Regions from separate parts of the Homo sapiens genome. Here region 1 is linked to region 2. Evidence: chromatin loops called from intact Hi-C (ENCODE). Cell type or tissue: psoas muscle. All regions are shown on one strand. Each heading gives the region's core, and the rest is flanking DNA. Links, peaks and the distances in the headings are about the cores only. Region 1 overlaps WBP1L (WW domain binding protein 1 like). Region 2 overlaps PDCD11 (programmed cell death 11).

Region 1 (5,365 bases), core at 71-5,070, 650 kb before region 2:
GAGAACTTGGCTGTTCTGAAACAATTCTGAGTGAAGGCAAAGTGCTTTTTGGATGGTCTTTCATGCTCAGCAATAGTGGCTCACAGAATAATGTTGATAGTAGGAGCCCAGAGAATTTAATTAGCCCAAGGTCACACAGTTAATAGCCCTACTGTAAAAGCTGGGCTTTGAACCCAGATCCAGCTCACTCTTTTTTTTTTTTGAGACAGGGTCTGGCTCTGTCACCCAGGCTAGCGTGCAGTGGTGCAATCATGGCTTGCTGCAGCCTCAACCTTCTGGGCTCAAGCAGTCCTCCCACCTCAGCCTCCCAAGTAGCTGGGACTACAGGTGTGCAACATCACACCCAGCTAATTGTATTATTATTTTTTTGGTTGAGATGGGGTTTTGCCATGTCCAGGCTGGTCTCAAACTCCTGGGCTCCAGTAATCTGCCCACCTTGGCCTCCCAAAGTGCTGAAATTATAGGCGTGACCCACCACACCTGGCCCCAGCGAACTCTTAACTACTTAGGCTTTGTGTAGATCTTAAGCCACCGGGAGGTGTTTGAGTCCTAGGTGTGCAACAATTAGGCTCCTCATATAAGGAGGGGTGGAAGATCACCAGGCAGCATTTCCACACCACTGTTCTTTGCTGTGGATTTGCATGAGAGGAGACATAGATTTCATGATATCTTGCATTGGCTTGAGGCTGCTATGTCAGGGTGGAAAGGGGATGGGGAGGATAATAAAACCTTAAAGTTGAAGGAGACGGCTGGGCGTGGTGGCTCACGCCTGTAATCCCAGCTACTCGGGAGGCTGAGGCAGGAGAATCATTTGAACCCGGGAGGTGGAGGTTGCAGTGAGTCAAAATCACGCCACTGCATACCAGCTTGGGCAACAGAGTGAGACTCCATCCTCCCCACCCCCACAAAAGAAAATTTAAGGAGACATTACAGGTGATCTTAACCAGACCTAGGGCCATTGAGTAACTTGCCTAAAGTTCATTTCTGTGTAGTGATAGAGCTGGGATCTACAAAAATTAGCCGGGTGTGGTGGCGTGCACCTGTAGTCCCAGCTACTCAGGAGGCTGAGGCAGGAGGATCAGTTGAGCCTGGAGGTCGAGGCTGCAGTTAGCTGTGATCAGGCCACTCTACTCCAGCCTGGGCAACAGTTAGACTCTGAGTGAAAAAGAAAAAAGTAGGGGGGTGCGAGGAGAGCTGGGGCCAAACCCAAGGCTCCTGGGTTTTCCATACCACTATTGACTGACACCAGCATGTCTCTCTGAAGGAACTCACTTTGGCACTCATATCTCACTATCTCCTGAATCCTCCTTCACCTCTTCCTTGCTAGAGGTACACCTTCTTTCGTACCGCTGCAGCAGAAAATGACAGTTCCCATAACCAAGACTATCCCAGGCAGCTCAGGGACTCTGTATTTAGAGGAGGGAGAAGGACCACAGGGGACTAGATATATAGATGGCCACAACTTGTGATGGTTCAACTTAGTGATTTTTCAACTTTATGGTGGTGCAATTGATACATGCAGCCAGTAGAAATCATTTGTTTTTCATTTTTAATACAGTATTAAGTAGATGACATGAGATATTCAATACTTTATTGTAAAATAATTTGTGTTAGAGGATTTTACCAAACCATAGGCTGATGTAAGTTCCGAGCAGTTTAAGGTAAGCTAGGCTAAGCTATGCTGTTCAGTAGATTAACTGTGTTAAATGCATTTTTGACTGACGATATTTTCAATTTATGATGGGTTTACCAGAACATGACCCCATCGTAAGCCGAGAAACTTCCGTACTGTGTTAAAAACTGTTTGAGGAACACTGGATTAAATGATGCTTCCACTGTTCTGCTCTCCCTGGGAAAGCGGAGGCAGAACGGTGAAGCAGAGTGAGGTCTTGTTTATTCCAGGCCCCCTGCCTCGGTGCACAGAAGATCCGAGAGAAAAGCTGACTGACAGCAGTAGGTCATGAGGATGCCACTTGTTTAGATTTCAAATGCATTCCACTCTATGTCTCACTTAAGACCAGTTGACAGCCATGTGTTCCGAGCCTGGGCTGCCTCTGGTGAATTTTCCTGAGACAGAAGTGTCATTGGATTCTTTCTTGTGCCAAGTGTAGGCACCACTGCCTCTTTTAGAAACTATGTGGACACTTTGAACTGTGCTCTTTTAAGCCAGTGCCGGAAGAATGGCATTCGCAGGGCCTGGTAAACTGGGGAGAAACTTTCTGATGTTTTTATGAAAGGCATGTTTTGCTCTGAAGTCAAAGAGTGTGTGTTCTGGCCAAAGTAGCAAGCATAGATCTGCTTTTTCCACACGCACCAGGCTTCAGAGGAGAAGTTGACTAGATAGCCAGTGTCTCATTTTGTTTGTGGTGGGCATGGGATGGTGAAAACGGAAGGAGGAAGAAGTACAGGGGACAAGATATTTAGATGGTCCACAACTTGCGATGGTTCAACTTAATGGTTTTTCAGCTATGATGGTGTGAATGGCATACATGGCCAGTAGAAATCATTCTGTTTTTCACTTTTAGTACAGGATTAAGTAGATGGTATGAGAAATCCAACTTGATAGCCAGTGTCTCATTTTGCTTATGGTGGACATGGGAGGGTGGTGGTGGGGCGGCGGGGGAAGGAGCACATAGAAGGAACTCTGCGTGCAATGTTGTGAGGGCCTCATTGTCAGGGTTTATGAATTTCTCGTTTCCTTCTTTCTAAACTGTCATATCAGAATGTAAAGTTTTTAAGACCAAGAAACACCTAAAGATTTATGGTGGAAACGTGCACTAAGCCGGGGAACTGGTTTTCAGTCCTGTGCTTTCTCTTGTCCTCTCCGTGTGGCTTCAGGTGCCAGTCCTGTTTCTGCCCAGCCTCTAGCCCTGTAGACAGTCACTGGAGTGCCTGGTGTATACCCTTGGCCAAGTAGACAGTGTAGTAAAGCATGGCCCAGAGAGGAGGAGCCGACCATGTGACTTCAGTTTCCACTGGCAGCTGTCCGCCGGATGTGCACTGTGGGCAGGGCCAGCCTGAGTTGCCGCAAATACTGTGGCTTTAGTTTATTTGCTGAGCAGGGCTTTTTTCCTTCTTAACTCTGAGCTTCTTGGGGATAAGGACAATGTCTTATTCATCTTTGTATCCCTTGAACCCAACACAATGCTTGGCACAAAGACAGCGTCCAGTAAGTGACTGTGTTATTGTTTAGAATGAAGAAATGTTGAAGGCCACATATAGCAGATGCCTTACAGGTTTCGTCATCTGCATAGTGGCCCCAAGTACATTTTGGGCTGAGGTTAACGTTGGTCTGGGAGGTATTTTATATCTTACATGTGAAACTTTTTTTTAAAGTTCCCCTCCATCCTCATCCACCAGTGCTGTGGACAGAATTTGGCAGACAGCTAGATGGCCACTCAGTAGTGCCCTTTATGTGAGTGTCCCTGACAAGGGACAGTATGAATCCTGGATCCAGTCAGGATTCTTTTTCAATAAGCAAAAATGATCTAGCAGATTGAAATTAGACTGGGTTATCTGAGCAGTTCGGCCCTTTATTGAAAAGTAAAGAATTTCAGTTGTAGATTTTTTTTGTTGTTGCCCTCTTTAGGATCACACTGTGAATTAACCTTGGAGAGAAAGTGTTTTAAAAAGAAGAATGGAATAACTGAGCAGATGCTAATCCTAGAATACATACCGCTTTAATTATTCCAGGAAGTTTCACAGAAAAGCCAGTTTTATTTAAAATGTACTGCTAATTACCAGGGAATCATCACCCTCCTACCGGCTGAGGTTAGCACCGGAACATGAAATGTTTCTACTTGGACCTAAAGTGAGGCAGCCCTTGCCTGTCCTGTCTGAGGAAAACTTCACTCTGCCAATTGCTTTTGTGTCCTGAATCTCCTCTCCTCTTTAATAAACCATATTTTTTCCCCTAAACTCTGTTGTTGTTGTGTAAATCTTTTAAAGTTTTTTTTGTTTGTTTGTCTTTTTTATTTTTTATTTTTGAGATGGAGTCTCGCTCTGTCGCCCAGGCTGGAGTGCAGTGGCGTGATCTTGGCTCACTGCAATCTCTGCCTCTCTTGTTCAAGCGATTTTCCTGCCTCAACCTCCTGAGTAGCTGGGATTACAGGCGCGCACCACCACGCCTGGCTAATTTTTATATTTTTAGTAGAGACGGGATTTCATCATGTTGGTCAGGCTGGTCTCGAACTCCTGACCTCGCGATCTGCCTGCCTCGGCCTCCCAAAGTGCTGGCAATACAGGTGTGAGCCACCGCGCCTGGCCAAAGTTGATTTTCTTAATGGAATAAACATTGATACAAACTGTTTTGGGGGCTGGTGAATAGACAACCAGGAGGACAATGATGAGAAGGAAAGTGTTCAAAAGCTGTCATTTAATATGCTAACATGCTTTTTTAATTTTTTAGGATAAGGAAGCCTGTGTGGGTACCAACAATCAAAGCTACATCTGTGACACAGGACACTGCTGTGGACAGTCTCAGTGCTGCAACTACTACTATGAACTCTGGTGTAAGTCCTTGCTTGGGTGCCTCTCAGTATCCCAGGGTCCCAGTTACTGCCTCTGCTTAGTGGGAAACTCTGGGCATTAGCCCTTTTCGGATTCTCTTGGGGACAGTGTTGGTGAGTGGAATCTGTTTATGGGTTCCAGAAGTGCTTCCTTTGTAGAGGAAGAGAGTTCTGGTGCTCTTTGGACTTTGTTAGCTGAAGACTAGAGAATATGGTCTTAGCCAGGTCTGCTGCAGAAGCTCTTGCCTGAGGTTCTCCTGGCTGCCCTCTCCATTGTGTGCTGAGCAGCTGACAACAACTTAGATGCTTCCTTGGGCCCTCCCAGAAGCCCAGGTTTGCCTTTCTTTTTTTTTTTGACGGAGTCTCGCTCTGTCACCAGGCTGGAGTGCAGGCGCAACCTCAGCTCATTGCAGCCTCTGCCTCCCGAGTTCAACTGATTCTCCTCCCTCAGCCTCCTGAGTAGCTGGTACTACAGGTGTGCACCACCATGCCCAACTAATTTTTGTATTTTTAGGAGAGATGGGGTTTCACCGTATTGGCCAAGATGGTCTCGATCTGTTGACCTCGTGATCTGCCCGCCTTGGCTTCCCAAAGTGCTGGGATTAGAGGCGTGAGCCACCACACCTGGCTGGCTTGCTGTTTTTGCAGAGAGAGGTTGCAAGCCAAGCTACTATGAATGCCAGGCCACTCTAGATGGTCACTATGCCATTTTCTTGTAAGGACCACAGGGGCTTCCAGAATTTCCCATAGAACCTCATGGAGTGCCTCTGTTTCTGAGGGTCCTTCGGAAAGGAACAGTCTTTCCCTAGGTCCTTGCCTATAGAGGACCTTCTGGAGAAAGGGAGTCTTGAGGCTCA
Region 2 (5,305 bases), core at 306-5,305:
CGAGCCTCTCAAAGTCTTTCTCCACCTGGCTGACATCTACGCCAAGTCAGAGAAATTCCAGGTAGGAGGTTGGGCCACAGACGAACTCCTGGGAGTTCCAGGGCCACAATCTCAGAGAAGAGCCCCTGGGGTGCTGGGTCCAGTCCTGCTGTGAGCTTGCCACCCAACATCGGGGCCCCAACTTCCCTATCTTCCAAGTAAAAGAAGTCATTTCCCTCACCTCTTCTTCAGGCCTGTGGGGTCAAGGTGAGGGAAGGAGTGGCTTTGGAAGTGAAGGGGCAGTGGACCCCTGGTGTGTCTGCCTTGGGCTGCTGGCAGGGCATCACAGACAGAAGGGGACGTCCCGGCCCAGCATCCGCTCTGGCGTCTCTCCTACTCCCCCTTGTCATTCTCATGTTCTAGGCTAGGACCGCCCTCCCATGGGTGCGGATCAGCAGGGAATCCCCTCCGTCGTGTTGTGCCTGTTCACGGTGCCCTTCTGTGAGCCTCCCTCCCGCTCCTCTCAGGTCTCTAGCATTAGGCCCTGAGAGTGATTTGGTGTCTGGGAGCCCAGGTCTAGCTTCTTGTGAGTGTTGCTGCTTGTCTGTCTTGTCCCCTCTGTAGTATCACACTCTCCTCAGCGTGCCTCGTCTTTTCCCACAGGAAGCTGGTGAACTCTACAACCGGATGCTGAAGCGTTTCCGGCAGGAGAAAGCTGTGTGGATCAAATACGGCGCCTTCCTTCTGCGGAGGAGCCAGGCTGCAGCCAGTCACCGCGTGCTGCAGCGAGCCCTGGAGTGCCTGCCTAGCAAGGAGCGTGAGTGCTCATTCCCAGCTCCTGAGCCCATGAGCACTCCAGGATCGGGGAGTAGGAACTGGCTGTGGCATTGCTTCTTCTAAGTCAGGAGAGCCTTGTGAGGGCTTTCCTCTTGCTGCCTGTTGATTCTCTGCCCCTCAGCATAACAGTGCATGTTAAATTTCAAATGTCAGGCTCCAAAAGATGGAGGAACAAAACGCAGTTAGTACTAGTTCTGTTGCCCCTGGGATCCCCCACCTCTTCTGTGCCCAGAGAGTGGTGTGTCTGCAGTGCCCATCTGTGTATTTGGCCCCAAACCCACCCCTTTTGGGTCTTTGTCCCTCTTGTCACAACCTGAGTCTTGGGACCCAAGAGCAGGGAGTCAGGTGCACGCTGACCCTGCGGAACACTGTGTTGTGGTGAGGGGGCTGTCTGCTTGTTGGGTCTCTGAGCAGTCCTCTCCCTGCAGATGTGGATGTCATTGCCAAGTTTGCCCAGCTTGAGTTTCAGCTGGGGGATGCAGAGCGGGCCAAAGCCATTTTTGAGAACACGCTGAGCACCTACCCAAAGCGCACAGATGTCTGGTCGGTCTATATCGACATGACCATCAAGCACGGCAGCCAGAAGGACGTCCGGTGAGTGGGGCAGCTGGCCAAGGCCGAGTTCCTCAGGAGAGGGCGTGGTAGGCACTGGTCCCACAGCAGCTCTCAGCATCCCAGTTCTCTTACTTGATCTAGAAAACCAGCTAGATGTGATGCCCCAGGCCCAGTGACATTCACTTCAACTCCTCTTTCTGCCTCAAAGGCCAGCATCTGGTCTGTGTCTGAAACCATTGGTAGGAGGTAGCCTTGTCAAGAGACTCGAGTTTCTCTCATAATTAACACTGTTCCTGACTCTCATTGTAGACTACTTTCACAGGCATTCTCTTGCTTTTGACCCCAGCGTCTCCACAAGACAGGGAGGGTTTAGAGATGAGTAGACTGAGGTCCAAAAAGAACAGGTGCCTCACCCAAGCCCTTCACTATGTATGTTTCTCACTGTTGTGTCCCCCATCCCAGTAGCTTTGTCTTGATCACTGTGTGGCTTTAGGCAGGGAAGTCCCTTACCATCTCTGGGTGTCCATCTGCTCATCTGGAAGATGAGGGTGGTAGTGCCTCTCCCCAAGGCATCATGGGAGTTCATCATGGATTAATAAAGATAATGGTAGAAGTGGGAGTCCTGGATGGGAGAGGGTCCTGGTTCCAGGGCTGAGAGCAAGTGGGTGAGTGCTAGGCAGGAAGCACGTGACCTGGGACTGACAGGCAAATGCCACTCTGCTTTTCCTCAACAGGGACATCTTTGAGCGGGTCATTCATCTGAGCTTGGCCCCCAAGAGAATGAAGTTCTTCTTCAAGCGCTACCTGGACTACGAGAAGCAGCATGGCACTGAGAAGGATGTGCAGGCAGTCAAGGCCAAGGCCCTGGAGTATGTGGAGGCCAAGAGCTCAGTGCTAGAGGACTAGTGGCAGGCTGGCTCTGTGGGACACTGTCAACAATGGGCCAGCCCGGCCCCGCCTCGAGTGCCTGGGCACTCGGAAAACTGTTACCTCAGGACTCTATTTAAATGCTGCTTTTTCTGCAGCACGCTTGGGGAAATCCTGTCAGGATGAAAAGGAAGTTGAGATTTTTTAAATCCCTCTTCGCTTGCTTTATTTTCAGTACCAACTTGTTATCTTTTTCCTTATCTGAGGCTACCTGGGGATTGTGGGCAGCAGGCCCCTGGACTCCCAGAAATGCTGAGGGTCCCTCTTCCAGGGGAGTTCCCTGGGGAGCAAGAGTAGAGGGGCTATTCCCGAGGGTCCTGTGGTCAGGGTCCTGCTTTGTCCCTGGCAGGCTGTCAGTCCAGCTGGAGGGGGTCAGTAGGCTCCAGGGAGTGGGCCCTCCCCTCCGATCTTGGAGTCTCTGGGTGTTCCTTCAGCCTCAGCCTCACTGGTACCTTCTGCCCTTTAGGGGAGGCTATGAGTCTGGGACAGGAGGACAAATTCAGAGCCCAGAGGGGGAAATGGAGAAACCTGGGCTGCTGAGGAAAGCCACGGGTGTTGGCGTGAACTGATGATGTCTCATCCCACGCCCACTATGGCCACATTACCTAACCTCTCCATATCTGGGCTATTCAAGGTCTTGGAGGCCAGCACAGACCCAGCTAGTTGTTGAAGCCAGTTCTTTTTTGTCTTGGTCATGAGGGAATTAAACGTTTTCTCTGGCAGAGCTTTAAGTGTCCTGAGAGCTTTTCCATGGGAAATGACTGAGTCATATGCCAGGAAGCCGGACAGGGCCAAGGGAGAGCATCCAAAGGTTCTAGAGGTGGGGCGGGTGGCGGGCAGGGATGGGAGGAAGGAGAAGCTGGGGCTGGCCTGCTTCTTGGACATGAGCACTAGGTTACGAGAGCTAGTTCTGGCCTGCCCACTGAGCGCAGAATCTTCTGACTCGTGAAATTTCAGACTGTTTCCTTCTGAGAAAGGCCAGGCTTCATCTCTTCCCCACACCAAATCAGATAATAGAACCCAACTGCAAAGAGATCATCAGCCCCAGAGCCTTCCCCTGTGTTGAACCCCTGGTACTCACTGCACCCTCCCTGCCACCCCTGTGGGCCATTTTAGTCCTGTCCCCTTCCCTAACACGGCATAGGATTTGGGCCTGGCCCTATGACCACCAGCCTGCTGTGGCATGCCCATTCAATCACACAGACACCAGGCTAGTCCTTTTAGTAAGAAAAACTTTATCAAAAATTTAAATATATAAAATAAGGCCAGAGGCTGCACTGGAGGCCACTTCCCAGTGGTGCACTGCTGCGCTGGGTGTCCCTATGCAGCTAGATACATGTTAACTGCATAGAGTACCATAAAGGAGCCCACTGGTGAGCTTCACTGTCACCTGGCCCTGCTGGCTGGGGCTTCCATTGTCTACTGGGTCTGTCCACACCCCAGATTGCCTTGTGGTCCTTTCCCCTGGCCAAGAAGATAACAGTTTTTTAAAAATCCCCTTCTGATATGGATGTGAGCAAGCAGTGGGGTTCAGTTTGGGACCAAGTAGTGCCATTTACAAAGAGCATGGGAAGCACCTCCTTAGGAGGGGAGCAGGGCCATCTCCACGTTGTCAGGGGCCGCGCCGTTGCCTGCCAGACCCTGGGCCCACTTGTGCAGGCGGCTGTAGAGTGGGAGGCCCTGGTTCTCACGGTACAAGTAGACGCCGGTGATGGCATTCCACTGTGGCCGTGGCTGCGTGCCTTCCACTGGGAAGTTGGCAATCAGTTCCTCATCATCCTTGTTGAGCGCCACAAAGCCAAAGAAGCGGCGCACATTGTTGGCAGCGAGCACCCGAGAGTGCACCTCGGCCGTGCGCTGGAACAGCTGGTCCTCATTGGCGCGGTACTGCGCCCAGTAGGCCTCCTGGCGGTAGCTGAGTGGTGAGCAGTAATGCTTGAGGCACTTGGTCAGGAACACCAGGATGGCCACCACGCCGATGAGCAGCCATCCAAAGAGCTGGCCAGAGAATGGGCACAGTTCAGGAGGGGCGAGGAACTGCCTAAGCCCTACCCCCCAGAGCGAATGGAAAAGGAGCAAGTTCTGCTTGGGTAAGAGAAGCAGGCCCTTGTGGCTGTGATTCCATCGTTTCCTTACCCCCTTTAACTCACACTCTACTTGCGCTTAGACTTAGCCTGCGTTTTCTGCTGCCACCCCTGCAAACTTAAGAGCACCTCCTTCCCCTGCCATCATCTCAGGCCATCAAAACCCAGCTCAACCTGCCAGGCTCAGCTCAGATGCCACCTCTGGGAAGGCTTCAAAGGCCCCTCTGGGAGCACTTGTGCCTTTTCTGAATCTCCCGTGGCCTGGTTCCTCTCATCACCATCTGCCTTGTTTGGAGGTCACACATGTGCTTGTCTGAAATGCTTGGAGGGCAAGGACAGGCAAGGTCATCCTTGTTTCACCACTTGCTCCTGTACAGAGATCTGGGGGCATTTGATCAGCATCAAATAAGTATCATTTCTTTGTCTACCATCTTCCCGCTCTGGTGCTATCTCCAGCCTTTTCTCTCTTTACGTTTCTTTTTCTTTTTTCTTTGTCTTTTTTTTTTGTTTGAGATGGAGTCTTGCTCTGTCGCCCAGGCTGGAGTACAGTGGCGTGATCTTGGCTCACTGCAACCTCCACCTTCCGGGTTCAAGCAGTTCTCCTGCCTCAGCCTCCCAAGTAGCTGAGATTACAGGTGCCCACCACCACTCCTGGCTAATTTTTGTATTTTTAGTAGAGAAAGGGTTTCACCATATTGGCCAGGCTGGTCTCGAACTCCTGACCTCCAGTGATCCACCCGCCTTGGCCTCCCAAAGTGCTGAGATTACAGGTGTGAGCCACTGCCCAGCCTCTGTTTACATTTCTTATTTACCTATTGAAGAAACCTTTTAGAAAATCTGTGCTCCCTTGAGGTCAGGAGTTTGAGACCAGCCTGGCCAACATGGCGAAACCCCATCTCTACTAAAAATACAAAAATTAGGTG

Evidence for each region. Peaks named below come from ENCODE experiments on the same cell type or tissue, not always from the same donor. Only the 100,000 strongest peaks of a DNase experiment are listed, where the experiment ranks them.
Region 1: it touches region 2 in a loop (7-fold over the local background); 1 of 110 quality-filtered maps calls a loop at or near these places.

Annotation. Positions count from the first base shown.
Region 1 is chr10:102,793,585-102,798,949 of GRCh38, forward strand. It overlaps WBP1L (WW domain binding protein 1 like), which reads left to right. Exons shown (of 4, transcript NM_001083913.2): 2 at 4,409-4,511. Among named protein-coding and RNA genes, the nearest start is that of CYP17A1-AS1, 36 kb to the right of the region's middle. RefSeq lists an enhancer at 2,726-2,775. In psoas muscle, for the core only: no CTCF peak of the experiment used is centred there; DNase peaks (open chromatin) are centred at 2,037 and 2,987; H3K4me3 peaks cover 2,350 bases; H3K27ac peaks cover 5,000 bases.
Region 2 is chr10:103,443,273-103,448,577 of GRCh38, forward strand. It overlaps PDCD11 (programmed cell death 11), which reads left to right. Exons shown (of 36, transcript NM_014976.2): 33 at 1-61; 34 at 643-796; 35 at 1,245-1,410; 36 at 2,106-3,022. The coding sequence ends at 2,277. It overlaps CALHM2 (calcium homeostasis modulator family member 2), which reads right to left. Exons shown (of 4, transcript NM_015916.5): 4 at 3,514-4,296. The coding sequence ends at 3,880. Among named protein-coding and RNA genes, the nearest start is that of CALHM2, 6.4 kb to the right of the region's middle. In psoas muscle, for the core only: no CTCF peak of the experiment used is centred there; DNase peaks (open chromatin) are centred at 1,419, 3,119 and 4,068; H3K4me3 peaks cover 3 bases; H3K27ac peaks cover 2,577 bases.